Linked DNA regions of Homo sapiens: region 1 is linked to region 2. Evidence: chromatin loops called from intact Hi-C (ENCODE). Cell type or tissue: endothelial cell of umbilical vein. All regions are shown on one strand. Links, peaks and the distances in the headings refer to the core of each region. The heading gives the core; the rest is flanking DNA.

Evidence for each region. Hi-C counts contacts between places; a loop is a spot of excess contacts. Peaks named below come from ENCODE experiments on the same cell type or tissue, not always from the same donor. Only the 100,000 strongest peaks of a DNase experiment are listed, where the experiment ranks them.
Region 1: a loop joins it to region 2, with 5 times the contacts of the local background. A loop is called at or near these places in 104 of 110 quality-filtered maps.

What each region holds. Positions count from the first base shown.
Region 1 is chr2:65,275,430-65,278,342 of GRCh38, forward strand. No RefSeq gene overlaps it. Among named protein-coding and RNA genes, the nearest start is that of ACTR2, 49 kb to the left of the region's middle. RefSeq lists an enhancer at 1-331. In endothelial cell of umbilical vein, for the core only: no CTCF peak of the experiment used is centred there; a DNase peak (open chromatin) is centred at 1,442.
Region 2 is chr2:65,552,134-65,555,046 of GRCh38, forward strand. No RefSeq gene overlaps it. Among named protein-coding and RNA genes, the nearest start is that of LINC03050, 49 kb to the right of the region's middle. In endothelial cell of umbilical vein, for the core only: a CTCF peak has its summit at 1,309 (motif pointing left); a DNase peak (open chromatin) is centred at 1,278.

The sequences.
Region 1 (2,913 bases), core at 219-2,718, 280 kb before region 2:
CAGAGACTCACACTGACGCCTAGGGGAGATTAGCAGCTCTTTGTGATGTAAGTGAAAGGAAGGTCTGTAACTTTGGCCTAAGGAGTGCATTGGAGAAAATTGGTAGGTTCCTGAGGAAATTCAGTTTTTAGAGCAAGCTCACTTTTTAGGGCAAGCTCACCTTGGTAGATGAGAGTTGAGTGCTGGAAGTGGTAAAATAACCAAAGCAAACTGCTCATTTCAACATTCCTTTCTCCTCGCTTCCGACTTGCAGTGTTCCAGCTTCCTGAACTCAAGCTAGTACAGCTAATGCTACAAGTTTAGCTGCTTGATACATGAAAGTGATTTATAATCAGGCCAAGAAACCAACCTACCAGATGTAGCTTTACTTTTAGAGAGCATGTATGTATTTCAAGTTCTATGCAACTGACAAATGAACTTTTGGATGCAACTTGTTCAAAAGTGGAAGTATTGAATTGTTTATGGTGACCAACAGTCCACACATTAATGACTGCTATAATTATGTTTCTTATGATATCAAAACTGACATGGTCCCCTAATACAGAATGCAGTTCATAATGTGGATTTGGGGAGTGCCAGTGTTCACCATTTGTGTTTTTGAAACACAAGGTATAGGTGGTGTGAGGAAAACTATCTTCTGACTTTAAGCTACTATTTTTTAAATGGTATGACAACTTTATGTTGATTTCTTTTGGTTAATCCGACCAGTCTTAGTGTTGCATGAAAATGATCTTCATCATTTCCATTTCATAGCAACTCTTTTATGCCTTAAACATTTTTTTTCTGTTCATACCATTCAAAAGAAGCTAAGATTTGTGGTGTGAGCCAACACAAATCCTCCCTCAGGTGCTTTAATAACAGTAAGACAGGCTTCCTTGAATATCCTAAATGAAAGCTTTGTTTTGTTGCACTTTTGAACAAATACGTGAAGAGAATGATTTATGTAATGAAATTCCATGTTTTAAGAGTCTAAAGAGGATTGGATTTATGGTTCTTCCACCCCCATCCCCACCATTGAAACTAGAAAACTTGTGACTTTGGCCCAGATCGCAAAAACCTTTGCTGCTCCCAAGTTCCCTGAACTGTTAGGATAAAATAGAATACTAAAGAGTACCTTAAACTCAGAAGGCATGATTTGCTAACTGTCAACCTAAACCAAATGGCAGCTCACACCACTAGCTGATTTTATTCAGAAGATAGGGCTAAAGGAGAAACTTTTCCCACTAAATTTCAGTACAGTTACTACTTTCAAGAATACACCCTGTTTTCTTCAGGCTCTGAGCTTGTCTGCTGAAATAATTAGCTGTGAGGCAGACAGGGAAAGAATTGCATCTGCAAAAAGCAGGAAGACAAGGTCAAGAGAAGAGGAGGCAGCTTGACTCACAGCTGCCCACCCTGCAGAGGAGCAGAGCTTGCCAAGAATATCCACATTGATTTATGGAGAAAAAATCAGGAAACCATTCACCCCAGATAGCTTGGATTTGTGACAATATCAGTGTAAACGATTTCCATTTAGACTGTGAATTCCGAGTCTCCGTAGGTGCTCCATTTTTTCCCACCTTCGCCCCTTCTCCGAGCATTTCTAGCAACACTCGGGCCAGTGATTCTCAAACTTTGGGGTGCCTGAGACTCTCTTGAGCTAGTGACAATGCAGATACCTGGCTCCACTTCCAGAAATTGAGGTGACACTCTTAGGAAGGGGTCTTTTGCACTTAGAAAAATGTGAATCAGAAACCAGGGAAATTTTGTAAGAATTAAGCTACAGACTAAATGATATTAATAAAAAATCTTGGTATGTTTGTACAGAAGGTTTCACTTAATTAGGAGTTTCCTAAGAGAATGAAGGCAAAGGCTTTTCCGCCTGGGGACTCTTGAGACTCTTCGGGCTTACTCTCCAGGGTGCCACTGTATACCTTGAGAAAACTGCTGGCTTGCTTCATTCTTGTGCCTAATCTTGCTCACAAAGGAACATGCTACCAGTCTCATCTGCTTCCAAAGGGCTTTGTTTCAAATCCCTTTTGGAAAAGGGGTGCATTTTTCTGCCTTGGTTTACTGCCTTTTGGAGAACAAGAATGCATCTCAAACGTGTTTATTGAACTTTTAAAGTTCCTTGACTTTCTGCGGGCAGAGCCAACCATGGTCTTCAGACCCTACGTTAATTAAGAGAGCTAAAAAGGAAGCAATGAGAACAACAGCGAGGACACGACAAAGCTGTAAGGTCACCATTTATGAGTGTCTGTGAAGTGCCAGGCACTGTACCTTAAGCATTTGCCAGCATTCTCACTTAATGCAAGTAGGAATTATCACCACTTTGTAGATGAGGAGACTGAGACTTAAGAGGTAAAGTAACAAGAACAAAGACTCAGAGCTAAGAAGCTGTAGAGCCAGAGTGGGGCTCAAGCATCTTCCTGACTATACAACCGTTGCTTTTCCAACACCCATTGATGGCTCTGTGTGGTGGTCATTGAGCCCTGTCCTATTTCAAAGCCTTGATCAGTTTAGGAGGCTGTCTTGACCCTGCGCCTCATCACAGGCCTTGGGAAAAGCACTTGTCCTTTGTGTGCCTTAATTTAACTCAGTGAGTCAAGTGCCCCAAGCCTGGAGTGGTTGGCGTCCCAAGTGCCATTTGAAAAGTGCTTTGATATGAAGTGCCCACAAGGGCTTGCTCTTCTGTTGATAGCAAACCATTTCCATGAAGAAACTTAAGTGGAAGCTCTGGGAGTGAACGAGTGAAAGGAGTGTTGGCTACAGGCATTTGGATCCAGAGGAGCTTGTCCCACTTTTAGGAGTGATCAGTTGAGGCTTTTTTCCCCTTGGTAGGTTTAATTTTTGACCAGCAGGTGTACACTGTGGTCCAAGGCCCCGGATTTGGCTCAGAGCTTCATAAATGAGTCAGTGGAGTTTATAAACTCT
Region 2 (2,913 bases), core at 138-2,637:
GAGGCAGGAGAATTGCTTGAACCCAGGAGGCAGATGTTGCAGTTAGCCAAGATTGCACCACTGAACTCCAGCTCCGGCAGCAGAGTGAGACTCTGTCTCAAAAAAAAAAAAAATCAGTTTTGTGTTCCATTAAAATACATTAAGTCGGGTGTGGTAGCATGTGTCTGTAATCCCAGCACTTTAGGAGGCTGAGGCAGGAGGATCCCTTGAGGCCAGGAGTTGGAGACCAGCCTGGACAACATAGCGAGACCCTGTCTCAAAAAAAAAAAAAAAATAGGACAGCAACTGAGACTTAATAAAAATGTCTTCCATGTATTTTTTCTAAAACCAGTTAATTTATATTTGTGGAATAATTTTGTGCTCACTAAACATGTACATACAACGCTATTATGGACTTCAATGAACAGAAAGCTTTTTCCATTGTTTCCAGATCACTCTTTCTCTCTCTTTTTTTTTTTTTTTTTTTTGAGACGGAGTCTGGCTCTGTAACCCAGGCTGGAGTGCAGTGGCGCCATCTCGGCTCACTGCAAGCTCCGCCTCCCGGGTTCACGCCATTCTCCTGCCTCAGCCTCCAGAGTAGCTGGGACTACAGGCTCCTGCCACCACGCCTGGCTAATTATTTTTGTATTTTTAGTAGAGACGGGGTTTCACTGTGTTAGCCAGGATGGTCTTAATCTCCTGACCTCATGATCTGCCCACCTCGGCCTCCCAAAGTGCTGGGATTACAGGTATGAGCCACCGCGCCCAGCCTCTCTCTTTTTTTTAAAGAACAGGTGTTCGCCAGGCACGGTGGCTCACGCCTGTAATCCCAGGACTTTGGGAGGCCAAGGCGGGCGGATCACGAGGTCAGGAGTTCGAAACCAGCCTGGCCAACATGGTGAAACCCCGTCTCTACTAAAAAAATGAAAATTAGCCGGGCGTGGTGGCATGTGTCTGTAATCCCAGCTACTCAGGAGGCTGAGGCAGGAGAATCACTTGAACCCGGGAGGCAGAGGTTGCAGTGAGCCAAGATCGCGCCACTGCACTCCAGCCTGGGCGACAGAGCGAGACTCTGTCTCAAAACAACAACAAAAAACAAACAAACAACAACAACAACAACAACAAAAACAGGTGTTCACCTCTTATTCCCTTGAAATAAGTTGTTGAAAAATCCTGTTGTTCTACACAGCCCTGCTCACCAAACAGTGTGAGAGCTGTGGGCTTGGTTTACCGCCCGCAGGTTCTGATCCCACGTCTTCTTTGCCCTGGTTGGAGAAGGGATGTGAGGAGCGGAGAAGCCGTGGCCCAAACAGGACCTGCTGGCTCCCTCTTGTGGAGAATAGGGAGAAAACATGCGGGAAGAAAAGGGGCTCTGTATATCGGCGAATACTATTTTACTGAAACAACCCCGGGAAATGTGATCTGAAAAATATGGTCTGAGACAGAGTTGTATTTTGCTGTGTATTGCAAAAGGGATTGGAAGTCACTGGGTGGGGGAGTATAAATTGAATAACTAGAATACGCAGAAGATTAAAAAAATTTTAGCCCATCATTTTGTTGTTGGCCCAGAGTAAACCTCTCTCCCAGGGCAATTCATAAGGAACAAACTGGCTTGGGGATCTCTTTTCCCCCCTCTTTCCCTTCTCGTGGTGGGAGGAGGAACAGAATTACCCAAAGGGGTGCCGCGGCTGAGGTGTATGTTCCTGGCAGGGATAAGGCACGGGCGCCTTGGCTCACCCAACAGTCCGGGCAGGCCTCCAGGGTCCTGCGTGTGGACACCAAATACCAAAAACCAACTGAATTGTATGCTTTAAAGTGATGGATTTTATGGTATGCAAATTACATCTCAATTTTAGAAAGGAAATATTTTATTGAGCCAGTTGTTAACTTGATTTAAAAATTGTATTCAGACACATGGTACAACACGTGGGCCTCATTTGTACTCTTGCCCCTGGGGTCCTGCAAATGTCACCAAGGAGTCTGCACATCGAGGTGTGAAATGGCAGTGGGTGCTTTGTCAACTCAGATTTTCAAGGAACCTGGAGCTTAGCAGTTGAGGTGGAGAGTGGTAGGAAATAAGGCTGGATCATAGACAAGGCCAGGTCCTGGAGGGCTTATGAACTGTGAGATGAACTCAGCCTTTATTGGAGGTGAGTGGGATGGACAGGTCTTAGTTGTAGGTTGGCAGTGAGGAATCTTTTTTTTTTTTGAGATGCAGTCTCACTCTGTCACCCAGGCTGGAGTGCAGTGGTGTGATTTTGGCTCACTGCAACTTCTGCCTCCCGGGTTCAAGTGATTCTTCTGCCTCACCCTCCTGAGTAGCTGGGACTACAGGTGCATGCCACCACAGCTGGCTAATTTTTGTAATTTTAGTAGAGTCGGGGTTTCACCATATTAAGCCAGGCTGGTCTTGAACTCCTGACCTCGTGATCTGCCCGCCTCGGCCTCCCAAAGTGCTGGGATTACAGATGTAAGCCACCACGCCTGGCTGATTTTGCATTTTCAAATAAACAGCCATACCTTTTTACTTTCCACTCTAGCAGCTGGTGGGGAGGACAGATCTGAGAGGGACCGTTCTGGAGTCATCGAGGGCAGTCGGCTGTTGCATTCATCTAGGAGAGAGGTGTGCCAGGCCTGAACCCTAAGGCAGTGACAGTAGAAATAAGGCAGAGGAGAGGGCAGGTCATGGAAATGCTTAGCCATAAACTCAGAGGCATGGGGATAGTGGTGGAGTGTGTGGAAGAGAAGGTGGGGGAAGAGTCAAAGGTGACTCATCATTGTGGGTAGTGGTGGCAAAAGTGGGCAGGCTTGGGGCATGTGGAGGGAGAGGACCTGCTGACTGAGAAAATGACCAGTGGGTGTTAGATAAGAAGAGGTCAAGCCCGGAGGCTGGGGTGTGGAGTCTTCATCATATCCTACTCAACCACAAGTTGG